Regions from separate parts of the Homo sapiens genome. Here region 1 is linked to region 2. A link is a loop called in an ENCODE intact Hi-C map of the cell type or tissue named here. Cell type or tissue: PC-9. All regions are shown on one strand. Each heading gives the region's core, and the rest is flanking DNA. Links, peaks and the distances in the headings are about the cores only.

Region 1 (6,323 bases), core at 496-5,495, 63 kb before region 2:
ATTGTGAAAATGTGATGAACAAAACTTGGTTACTAATGGACTTTGGTGGCGTAGCGGTGGGGAGGGTGGGTAAGACGGGAGAAAAGGGAAAATAAAGAGGAGTCAAAGATGAGGGTAGAGGTTCTCAGCTTTGATTATTAGTAGAATAGTGGTACCACTAACAGAAAAAGAGGATGCTAGAAGAAGAGCCTGGTTTTGAAGGGAGTGTAAATTACATTTTAAATTAAGTCGGTTTAAGGTGCTGGTGGAGCCCCCATTCATCATACACTAGAAGTGGGAGACTATAGGGAATGTGACCAGCTCTGGAAGAACAGATTCAGAACTCACCCACACAGAAGTAAAAATTGAAGCCATGAAATGGATGAGATAATTGAGGGAAAACAGTGTCGAGAGGGAAAACTGGAAAGTTGAAGGTAACTTTGGGAAGGAGATAGTATACAATAGGGCCACTTTAACATCTTCTGATGTTGTTACCAGCTCTTTAGTGTCTTGTTCTTGAGAGACAAGGTTAAATAACCCTCTAGAAACATAACAGATCTTATTCTTAGTCCTCTGTAAGTCTTCCTTTCTCTATGGAAGTCCAGATCTTGACCAGAACAGTAATAGGCTGGACTTACATGAACACATTTTAGGTCATCTGGCTGAAACAGATGGAGGCTATCTTAGGCACATGTTTGTCTTCTCAATTTTCAGCTCCCTACAGAAGCAGCAAAGGCTTGGGCAGTTCTGCACAGGCTAGCTTAAAGTGCTCATGCTTCAATGCAAATCTGTTTTACACACCTATGAAAGACTAAGAACCTCAGTCTGGGAAGTGGGTGGGTGGGGTGGACAGTGATTTACTCTTGAGCCCCAGACGCTTCACCTGACTTTTTCACAACTCCCCACCCTTTTTACTTTTCATCCAGAGATCTCAAAGCTCTAAACAAGCCTTGATCCTCCCTGACCCCCTGAGTCATCCTCTGTTTCCATTTTCCCAGATAGGAGAGGTTGGGCAGTGGAATACCATGTTTTGGGATGGGTGCTTGGTGGGTGGGTAGGGGAGATTGCAGGGGCAACCATAGGGATCCAGGGGCCCCTTTTCAATCATGGGGTGGGGCGAGGGGCAGGCATCAAGGTGGTTCTAGGTAGTTGGGTTTCAGCTTGTCCTTTTGAGGTTGTTTTATGACTGAAGAGACTCGGATAAAGAGTCCGAGCTGGAGAAATTGAAGAACAAACAAAGCCGTAAAAGACGCCGATAAAATTTCTCCCAGCACAGAATAGTCTTTGGAGCCTCCCTCAAGAATCTTAGAGTAATCTGGGAAGGCTAATTAAGTCTCACAGCCCACACTGGGCACTGGGGCAGGACGAGGGAAAGGGGAAGAGAGCACTGAGAGAGATTTCCCTTCTCCCTCTCTTCTCTCAAGGGCGCACAGGTGTTCAAACATTCAATATGGAGACTGAATTAAGACTTGGTGGGGGGATGGGTGAGAATGGGGAACGAATGATGGGAAATATCAATATTTTTAAAGACTCCTTTTAATAAGGAAGTGCTTGAGAATATGCAGAACGATAGGAGGACCCTGAATTGTAGAATATTAAGAATGGAGAGTACCTGGGTGGGAATGAGAGGCTCTGGGACTGTGAACATGGTACGTCTGCATGCAGGTGGCATGAAGAATGGGTCTAGATGGGGATGAAGGCAGCTGGATTCAGAGCATGGCAGTCTGAGGCTGAGGGGGGTCTGAACTGAAGGCTTTTGAAGCTAAAGGACCCACATTTGGGGACGAATAGGACAGGAGTTCTATCTGGGGGGATCTATGTGAGCATAGGGAGAAGGCACCAGAGGGATGGTGAGATGAGAGTGGGGCTGTGTGTGAGAGAAGAGGACGTGATGATCTGGGAGGGAACCTCAGCCCTAGGGGAGTGGTTAGAAAGCCAGGGGTCAGCCTATTTTCTCCAAACTAGCTATTTTTCTGTTCTTTGTTCCAAATGAATTGGTGGATTGACCACAAAGAGAAATCTTATGAGCTTATATGACGTAGAGGTGGGAGGGAAAGAGTTGATGGGGAGTGTGCATGAGGGGAAGACATAGAAACTGCCAGTTTCCATGGTGATAGCTGAAATATTTATTTCTATTTTCCTGATTTCTGCAGCATGTCAGAAGACGCTGTAAGTGAGAAATGCTACCTTTTCATCTCCTCTAATCCCAGCAGTTTGGGAGGCTGAGGCAGGTGGATCACCTGAGGTCAGGTGTTTGAGACCAGCCTGGCCAACATGATGAAACCCCGTCTCTACTAAAAAAACAAAAATTAGCTGGGCATGGTGGCAGGCGCCTGTAATCCCAGCTACTTGGGAGGCTGAGGTAGGAGAATTGCTTGAACCCGGGAGGTGGAGGTTACAGCGAGATTGTGCCATTGCACTACAGCCTGGGAACAAGAGTGAAACTCCATCTCAAAAAAAAAAAAAAAAAAAGAATCAAGATCTGAGGTGGGATGAGAAGGTTAGTGAGGGTATGGGTCTTTAGCAGGGCAGTGTCTCTAGCTTCCAAGATTAATTGAGCGACCTCCTCTGGTATCTCTAGGTACATGCAAGAAGTTTGTGGATACAGAGCAGCAGCAGGAACCAGACACTTCTTATCAGTGGGGTGGGTTGGAACTTCAGGAAGCGCCTTCACAACAGTGCCATCCTAATTGGAGTATAGACGGATGGGCCTCTCTGAAACCAGAGACTAAGTTTGGGTCTCTATGGTCCAGTAACCTTCCTTGAAATTCCCCCTGGAACACTAGGAACCTATTTCCTACATGCTAAATCTCTCCAGCTCTTCAAGGAGCCTCAACACAGTGTGCCTGCTATTGGGCACTGGGGACTGAATCAGGAAGAAGAGGTTGATGATGGTGGGTGGGTAGGAAAGGCCAGTGAAAAAGATGTTGCCAAATGTGCAGGTGTCAAACCTGTAAGACTTGGATATTGTAAAAATCCTAGCTGTCCAATTCTATCCACTTTCCCCGTGAGGGCCAGAAAGTTTGAGTGACTCACCAAAAAAATACATAGCACATCCAGGATTCAAACTTGCTTCCTGTCCAAGAGTACCCTGACTTTTGCCCCAGTCATACCCATTTTGTAATTGGCTCTCAGTTGAGGTGGGTACCCAGATGCCCAGCATAGTGAGATCATGTCTTAGGCACAGTAGCTCCTATGTGCTCCCCGAATTCCTTCCACCTGCCCGACTTGTCTAGTGACTTCAGAGTAAAGCAGCTGCCAAAGCTGGCTCCTCCATCCTTGGAGAATAGGCTCCAAGATGTTTGCTGAGTAAATACCTGTCTCCTGCTTGTTTGTCCTGTGCATAGTTCTTCTTGGCCATCATGTCCTTAGCTCCTGACATAGCCTCTGGTTTACAGGATCCTGGAGAAGGAACTGCCACCAATAGGAGGCACCAACTGCTGGGGCCATAAGGGAATGTTTCTTGCCCAGACATTCCCCTACACCCTTCTATTTTTCTCTGTGACCTCCTTCCATTCTGTTTTCACTGGTGTCCTGGCAATCCCTAATTCTCTTGCTCCTGTGTCCCCCCAAGGCCTGCCTTTTTTTTCTCTCGTGTTTACTGTAGCTTCTGTGCCATTCCTGGGTCCCCTTAGCTCTCTTCTCCTTCCCCTAGTTTCTTCTCAGCCTCTGCTCACGCCCCCTTCAGCCTTTCCTACCTTCCTTTTTTCCTTTCTCCCTTCCCCCTTCCTTCATCACGTATTTATTGAGTACTTGTTTAACGCCAGGCCCTCTGGTTAGCTCTGAGGCTGTAACAGTGAACCGCCACAGACTCTGAGCTGTCTGCGGAAGCTTAGGGTCTAGCAGGGAAGACACACAAGTACTACAGCAATTTTGATATGATATGACAAGTGAAGCCCCTTGGCCTTGTTTTTCCAAAGCCCTCTTTCAGCTATGACGAGTTGGATTGACTCACATTCCCTGAGTAGTGAATTCCAATGTTTCACAATTCCTACAGAGGGCAAGTTTTTCTTGATGCCTAGACTTAGTTACTCCTGAAGTTAAGATCATTCCCTGGGCTCTAATTTACTCCCCTATACTTTTTATTTTTAAAATGAGTATCATAATGTCCACTTTCCTCATATCCTGCGATGTTTGTGAAGGCGGGTTGAAATGATAGGTGTCAAAGTCCTCTGAAAACTTTGTGAATCTTAGATAGGATTCTCTCTAAACTTCTTGTTGGGAATGGAGAACTTTTTTCTCCTACAAGTAGAACAGCTCAAAAGATAATTTTAAATAACTCTGAATTGCCTCAAACTTATTCTCTTTTCTATTTACTTATTATTTATAGGAAACAATTCTTTGATCTTTATAGCTGAGATCCATGTCCCTTTTAAACAATTTTCTTGAAGAAAAAAATGCCTCTTATTGCAGTAATCGAGATTGAGGGAGAACTTCAGAAAGGAGGCCTTAAGCACTTAGGTGTGAAAACATAAGTCAGAGGACAAATCCCCCCATCACAATGCGGCTCCTTTGCATTATTATTGGAGTCAAGGGATTTGGCATGATGGTCCAGGAGGAGCCTGAGGATTACATGGGAGAGCGATAGTGATGCTTGATCCTAGATGATGGATTTCCAAGAGGGATGAAGAGTCTGACTAGGTTGCCTGAGTCAGAACATATCATCAAGCTCTGCTCCTATTAATGACTTAAGAGCAGCTGACTCGATTCACTCCATTACCTTCTGAGGGAGGAGGCAGAGAGCAGGAACAGAAGCTGCTTAGGGGCAGAGAACTCTCCTGGATGCCAGGATAGGAAGGGCCAGTCTCTTCCCAGCTCTCTGGAGTCCCGTTCTGGGCTAACTTTGATGGATGGGTGGCAATGGGGTATCAGTCTGTTGCTTCTCCATTCAGTGGATCCACATAACGGGTTTCAGGAAAACGGCCTGACTTTCCAGGGTTTCCTTTCTCTTCTACCTGCCTCCAGACTGACCCAAGCAAATGTTTTAGGTTTCCTGATCTCCCTTCTCAGCTCCCCTTAATACTGTCAGGGATTTCTTCTAGTTGTCTAGCTTGAGGTTCCCTCCTTTACTATAGCAATCCCATGTCTTCACAGCCTGGGCCTGGTAGAAACTTTTATATATTGTGCTGGTATCCTATTGTTTTTAGCTCCTTCTCTTTAAAGAGAAAGGATACACTTTCTCTTTTTTTCCTGCTCTTTCTTTTTTCCTTCTTTTTCTGTGTCTCCCATGCCTGCCTCCTTAGGCAGAGCTGCTGCCTTTCTGCCTTGGCCTCTAGGGTAGCCACTCTTTTCTTCTTGGGAATGTTTCCAACTTTGATGGCTGATAGGTTGTTTTCACAGTTTGTTGTCGTTTTCTACCAGTTCAGCTCATCCCTCTTCTCCCTAATGTCCTTGTGGAGCCAGAAAACAGCAGCATGTTTCCAAGGACTCTGAGCCTGGGCATTTTAAGAGCCTACCTTCCCCCATCATTTCAGTTTCATCTGCAGGCTGCAGAGTGAGCAGACGCATGTATGGCACCGGCAGAGCGGCTCGTAATGACTCAAGATGAACAGGTCGAGCTCAAAGGCACAACAGAAACCCATTTGTAATGGAGTTGTTTTTCTTTCAAATCCTTAAGAACATAAGCAACCTATCTTATGATAGAAGAGTGAAGGGGGAGGGGAGGGATTGAGTCAGAGTTTGTTTTCATTTCAGGAGGCCCGTCTTTCAGCATGTTCTCAGCCTAGGGTGGGCTTGGATTTTAGTCACATTTAGATAGCAATGCTTATGCCTTCACTGCGATTTTAAATTGTAGTAAAATATACATAAGATGTGCCATTTTAACTATTTTTAGGTATGCAGTTTGGTGACATTAAATACATTCACACTGTTATGCAACCATCAACACCATCCATCTCCAGAGTTTTCTCATCTTCCCAAACAGAAACTCCATACCCATTAAACATGAGCTCCCCATACCCCCTTCCTCCTAGCCCATGACATCTTTCCACTATGATTTGACTTGGCTTCTTAAAGCACCATTCTGACCACAGAGCCTCTATTTCTTCTTCTTTTAAATCTCAGCTCCTCCGACAGAATTTCAAGACCTTCTCCATTGGCACCTGCAGACTCACTCCATGCAGCTTCTGTCGTCACTTCTTGGCTCAGAGAGGCACTTCTTGCCTCTCTGAGAGGCAATTCTGAGTCCTAGTCCTCATTCAAGTGACCTCTTCCCTGCCTGATCCTGCGTGAATCGCCCTTCCTCATTCTTCTCTTCAGCCTGGTTTGGCCCTTACTTTAGACTCCTGCTTTAGGACATCCTGATGTTCTAATATGCCCCACCCTCTGTTACATGACCCACCCAC
Region 2 (6,323 bases), core at 751-5,750:
TGAAACTAACTCCCCCAAGATTGTTTATGTTTTAACTGTATATCCCTTTATATTCCTGGGCTTAACATAATGCCTTGCATAGGAGATGCTCAAGAAATATAAATTAATTTGGATAATAGAGCCAGGTTTTTTTTTCTTGTTTTCAACTTTTATTTTAGATTTCAGGGCTACACATGCAGGTTTGTTACAAAGGTATATTATGTGATGCTGTGGTTTGGAGTACAATTGAACCCTTCACCCAGGAAGTGAGCATAATACCCAGTAGGGAGTTTTTCAGTTCTTAACCCCCTCCCACCTGTAAAGAGAGTTTACACTCTTCCTTGTTCTCCCATTTTTATGTCCATGGCAGCAGAGTTGTATAGCTTTATCAAGCTCATCTTCATTCCTCAGTACTCCCATCAACTACTCACTCTCCCACCATTTCAGTTCTCCTGACTTTCAACAAAGCCTTTTCATGCTAAGATAAACCTTCCATAGTTACCCTGTGTCATTTCTGATGGTCTGCACGGCTGTTCTGTTCTGTCCTATTCTTGTGTGCTCAATCCTGTAGCTTCGTTCTTGCCAAGCTCTGGTCTATTATCTCCTCTTCCTCCTCTGGAAAGTCTACTTTAACTAGCTTCCATAAATGTCCTTACCCCTCATTCTCCCAGCATTGATAGCGAAGATGGTACTCCAGCATTAATTCTCTGTTTATCTGTATCTTGTTTTCCATTGTATGGGAAACTTCCCCATACTGATATTCCTTTTCCTGTTAACCAGAGTTCATATTCATCCCCATAGCTTCCAGTTCCTCTAGTCAGAGAAATCATTGACTGGCTTTCTCTTGCTTGGAAAGTCAACCAACTTTAGCAAGTGACAATAAAGAGAGATTTAGAACCTACTGACCCTCTCAATCCCTTCCTTGCCCTCTCAGGCCCCCCTTTCAACCTTTCCTTCCTTCCACAAATGCTGGCTGAGCCTGCGTTATGTGCTAGGCGCTGCTATAGGTTACCATGCTTCTCCCCTGTATAAAGCTTATACTCGATGCTCCTTCTGAATGGGAGTTTAGATATTGGTCTGATACTAGAAACACTTAATCAAATGCTCCCAAACAATGTCATAAGTGTGAATTCTGATGGAGTACAGAATTAGGATATCTCTTCTCTGTAAGCCATTCTCTCCATTCTTGAAATTGCTATTCATCTTTGGCCCATCTCTCAGAACTTGATACAGAATAGTTTTTGTGTCTCATTCTGTGATGAGCAGTTAGTCCATCTCAAAAATAATTTTAGCGTTTACTGAAGAACCCCAAGGAGAGGAGTGGGGAAACTAGATAGTCTAATCTCCCACTGTCCCATAGAAACACATACATGTGAACTCACCTGCAGGCTTATGTAATTACATGTTGTTGAAACTAAATGGCTAAGTTAAACTGGAGTAAAGAAGTAATCTCAATTAGTTGCAGTTATAAGGGAAGACTCTGCAAGAAAAGGATTTGAGCTGGGTTTTGATGGGAGATTGTGGGAAGCAGTCTGTGAAGACAACACTCTAGGTGATGAGAGACATTCATTGTTCAGTCTGAGGCTTAAATGTGAGAAGAGTCAGGCTATGGGGGTTAGTGAAAGTGTTATCTTGGCTGAAGCATAGCTCTAAGTTGGAAAATTCCAAAGAAATGGGTTTAGTGAGAAATTAGGATGAAATTGCTAGAGGACCTAAATGACCAACCTAGGATGTGTCTTCCTAGCTGAAGGCAGGGCCATAAATAGAATAATTTCAGGAGGGCTAAAATGTTTATTCTTCCCCTTAGCTTTTGAGAACAAGAGACTAAGGTTTCTGGGACTCTGACTTTATATGACTAAGGTGCTCCTCTCACATGAAGTAAAGCATAAAGACCAAGTATAATGTAAACCTAATGTCTAGATTTTTCTATAATATTGTTTAAATTTCAGTTGTAATTATCTGTCCAAATGGACTCCACACTTTGTTTTGCCTCGTTCTATTCTGGAATCATATGATGGCCTGCAGAATTTAACTTAACCAGCCACATGCTCCTTGCCTCATTCAGCCTACCCATTTTTTCTGTATGAAAAGGTTTCACAGTAAAGCAAAGAAACTTTTACACCTGGCATCTATCCCTTGACCTTTAACTTTCTGGAGTCACCTTACTTGAAGGAAGGAAATACCACCTAGAAACTGCCCCTGGATTTTTCCCAGCCTGTTGCACAGAGGTCTTCCAAACCTGGGTTATGCTAACTGATGGCAGAGGAGAAGAGTCCCAGCCCTAGCTTCCCAAATTTTTGTGATATTTTCACCTTGAACCTCTGCTGGAATTTTCTCTGAAGCAGAAAGAAGAGGTGGTCACTTTTCAAATTGTTTATGCTTTTATACTTTTCAGATTATGAGGGGGAAATATTATAATGTGTCTACCTCTTCCCCTTGGCATATTTAGATTTAAAAGACAAAATATCAAGAAAGGAATTAATTTTGTAGAGAAATAATAAATAGAATTAGCAAAGAAGAACTTTCCAACAGCATGGTTTACTGAAGGAAACTGGGCAGTCCCTCTATCTGAGGATCTAGAAGAATAGGGTCAATTAGCATTTGTCTGCAGATTTTGAAGGCAGTGAAATGAATGAGAAGACTCTCCAAAGCTCTGTCTGCAGGCCAGACTCAGTGATATCAGAACGGGACATAGAGAGAGGAAGCAAGGGTGACTCAAACCCATCTTTTAAGGCCTCTCTTCCCTATGGTTGCGTGCACCTCTGGTTTCTAAAAAAATTTTTTTTTGCCTCGTTTGCTTCAGAGATGGGTGGCTTTGAGGAAGTGAAGATAAAATTTATTCAACCTAGATGTGTAAATAGAATTTTGTGACCAATTTTGATATGACTTTTATATCTAGACTTATAGCCAGGGGTGAATTTTCATACTGGCATAGGGTCAACTCCTTATTCCTGATTTGTGCACTATCCACTTTGTGGATTTTTGCAGACTCCATACTTCCACTGCCTTGGGTTTGACAGAAACACTGAGTCAGAGCAAGCATCAGGGATAGACTCAAAGGGTGTGTTTGTATGTATGTGTATGAGTGTAGGTATCCAAAGATAAAGCAATGAGGATTTATTTCACTTCTCTTTTCTCTTTGTAACACTAATTACATTTGTGAAACTGTTTAATGGTGGCCTCTACTACTAGACAGTAAGCTACATACAAGGCTTGTGCACCATTGAATACTTAGCACTTAGCATAGGACTTGGCACATGGCAGACACTCAGCAAATGACAAAATCATGTGGCCTCTGCTCTCATCCACTGACTCAGATAATGAGAAGTGTCTCCTCCTCAGGGGCCAGGGGGATGCTCTGCTATGGCAAGTGGAGGAATCAGAGATGATCCATGGAGCCTGTGATATGACCTCCCCAGTGAGGCTGTCAGCCCTAGGGTAGATTCCTTGTTGACTATCCTCTTCTTATCACTGGTAGCATCTTATCACAATACTTGGGGCACGGGCCAGGGAGTTACCCAGGGCTGAGGATGGGAGGAGGTAAGTCCTGGCTATCAGGATAGACATCTTATTCCAGCAGCAGTTGTCCTAGATGTGGCCTGTTTCCCAGCCCACTGACCTTTAGGGCACAGTGGGGGGTTGGGAGCATGAGTCAGAGAGGAATGTGGGACTGGTTGCTTGGGAGTTTCACTCTCTGGGGAGAAGCTGGTTCCCCATGCCTATCAGTTTTCTAATGGCATCTCTAGAGGCAGAGCCTAGAAACAATTACTTGAAGGAGTCGGACGAAGCACCCACACTCTTTTGAACCCCTAGGATGTTGGCAGGAAGATAATTTAAATAGATTTTAACAGGCACAGGACAGAAAAGTATTGTAGAGTATTTCAATAGAAATCTGAGGCTGGGTACAATGGCTCATGCATGTAATCCCAGCACTTTGGGAGGCCAAAGCGGGAGGATCACTTTAGCCCAGGAGTTCAAGACCAGCCAGAGCAGTATAGTAGGACCCCGTATCTACTAAAAACAAAAAGCCAGATGTGGGAGCACGTGCCTGTAGTCCCAGCTATTCAGGAGACTGAGGTGAGAGGATTGCTTGAGCCCAGGACGTTGAAGCTGCAGTGAGCCCTGTTCATGCCTCTGCACTCCAGCCTGGGTGACAGAGCGAGACCCTGTCTCAACAAAACAAAACAAAACACACGCACACACACACGCTCAAAAAAAAAGAAAAAAAAGAAAAAGAAAGGAAAATTTAAGATATCCTCTTATCCATACTTCTGCCTCCATCCCAGATAAATACAAAATCTCTCTTTGAAGATTTTCTAAAGTGAGGGGATTCCACTGTTAGGTAACCATGGTAACCACTACACCACAGCACACTTATGAGAACATTCTACTGTTAAATCTAGCTGAATGTAGCCTGCAACATGGAAGCCATGACCAGGACAGTGGAAGTGCAGTGTGAATTATCCAAGCAATCATTTCCTCATTCCTTGGGTGGGAGTGGGCAGACACGCCCAGGAGTCCCTCACCCTGCCTCCCACGATGCTCTGCTTCTTCATACAGTGCACACAGTGGTGGGAGATGGCAGCAGGGGCAGAGAGGCCCTCATTCTGGAGAGGGGACCTATGAATCTTGTAAATATGATGACATCAGCAATGACAGACTCTTCAGCCGCCTGGTAGTCTGTCATTGAAGCCAGGAATTCAGCACACGCTCAGACACACCCAGCCTTCACCATGGGTTCCCAGAAGCAAGTTCTCGCATAGCCACTAGGCTGGGAGGACCCTCACTTAACCAACCCTCCCTGACAAGCTCCAAGGCCTCAGAGTCGAATCCTAAATTTCCAACTTAGCAATAATTTTTTTTAAATTGCATGATGCTGAGGCTTGGGGTATGGATGATCCCGTCACCCAGGTAATGAGCATAGTACCCAGTAGATAGTTTTTCATTCCTTGCCCCTCTCCCTCCTTCCCCTCTCCAGTAGTCCCCAGTGTCTGTTGTTGCCATCTTTATGTCCATGTGCGCTCAATGTTTAGCTCTCACTTATAAGTGAAAAGATGCGGTATTTCGTTTTCTATTCCTGTGTTAGTTCACTTAGGATAATGGCCTCCAGCTACATCCATGTTGCTGCAAAGGACGTGATTTCATTCTTTTTTATGGCTGCATCCAACTTAGCAATAATTTTTATCCCTCTCTGTTTTCATTCTCAACAGTGCCTAAGTTGTTCATGCTGGTTGTTCTCAGGTGTTTTAACCTCCCCAGTGAGTGAGATCCAAGATTCATGGCATTATCATGGGAAATTCTTTCATTTTGGTTTAACTGAAATTTGTTTTTGTTATTATCATCAGAGTCTAAAACTGATCAAGCCAGAAAACTTCTACACTGCTCTGAAGTCCCAGACAAATAGGCTGGAGATTTTTCCTGCTGTTCTCCACCTCTCTCCATAATGAGATGCTTTGTTTCCATGAATTGGCCCTGATCCAGACTTCTAGACTCTATGACAGGACATTTCATCCCTCCCTCTGCCTCCAGGCAGGACTGAACTTAACTCATGCCAGGCTGAAGGGTGTCTCCTTCAGACCTTGTTTCAAGATTTCCTGACTCTTTGGCCTCTTTCAGGTAAAAGCGCACAGCTGATTGCCCCAATGCCTAATCTTAATTTCCTAATGGCAATTCTAGCTCATTTCTTTTCATTGTGGAAAGGAAGATCCACATCTCCCTTATACCTTTCCAGCTAAAATTATCTCAGTTCTTTTATAATGCTTCTCAGATATTAATTTGATCCCATATCTTCTTTGTGCTAGAGGAGGAAAATTAGTGTTAGATGAAATGCGCTCCATTATCTGAGTATTGTTGGCCTGAGCTAGTATTCCATATTTTTATCACTTTTGTTATTGTGCTCCTCACCAACATATCTCATTCTTTCTTTGCATGGAGACTTCAAATATCAGTTTTATCTACCTGGAATGCCTTTCCCTCTCTCATCAGTCTTGACCTTCCATTACTTCCAAATCCTGTTCCATTCTCCCTCTCTAGACGACGTTTCCTAACTCTGCATTTTCTGTGTATTCCTGATTCTTCTGAATCCTACTAGTGGCAATGTAAAGAACTTCATTCAGCTGGCCTTAAGATCTGCCCTTGCCTCACTCTCTCCGAGTATGAAGCATGGATAAGAAGAGTTCTGAGAGCTTGCAGGGAACCAGTAGCACAGCGTAGTGGGATGTATATAGCAAGTCAAGAACTTGGGAGTTCTAGTGTGGGTCTATAACCCTGTGCACCTCATAACCTCTCTGGCCTTTCCACTTAATTATGTATGGACAAGGAAGCATTGAATTAGGCCATCTCGA

What was found. A loop is a pair of places that touch in the nucleus more often than their neighbours do. Peaks named below come from ENCODE experiments on the same cell type or tissue, not always from the same donor. Only the 100,000 strongest peaks of a DNase experiment are listed, where the experiment ranks them.
Region 1: a loop joins it to region 2, with 9 times the contacts of the local background. A loop is called at or near these places in 1 of 110 quality-filtered maps.

The regions. Positions count from the first base shown.
Region 1 is chr12:53,801,334-53,807,656 of GRCh38, forward strand. All of the region lies in intron 1 of LOC105378250 (a long non-coding RNA gene), which reads left to right. Among named protein-coding and RNA genes, the nearest start is that of CISTR, 53 kb to the left of the region's middle. In PC-9, for the core only: CTCF peaks have their summits at 2,589, 2,788 and 3,543; DNase peaks (open chromatin) are centred at 3,198 and 3,908; H3K4me3 peaks cover 508 bases; H3K27ac peaks cover 4,351 bases.
Region 2 is chr12:53,864,229-53,870,551 of GRCh38, forward strand. The region is part of intron 4 of LOC105378250 (a long non-coding RNA gene); the gene reads left to right. Among named protein-coding and RNA genes, the nearest start is that of HOXC13, 71 kb to the right of the region's middle. RefSeq lists enhancers at 3,591-3,760, 3,979-5,178. In PC-9, for the core only: no CTCF peak of the experiment used is centred there; DNase peaks (open chromatin) are centred at 3,603, 4,453 and 5,473; H3K27ac peaks cover 3,362 bases.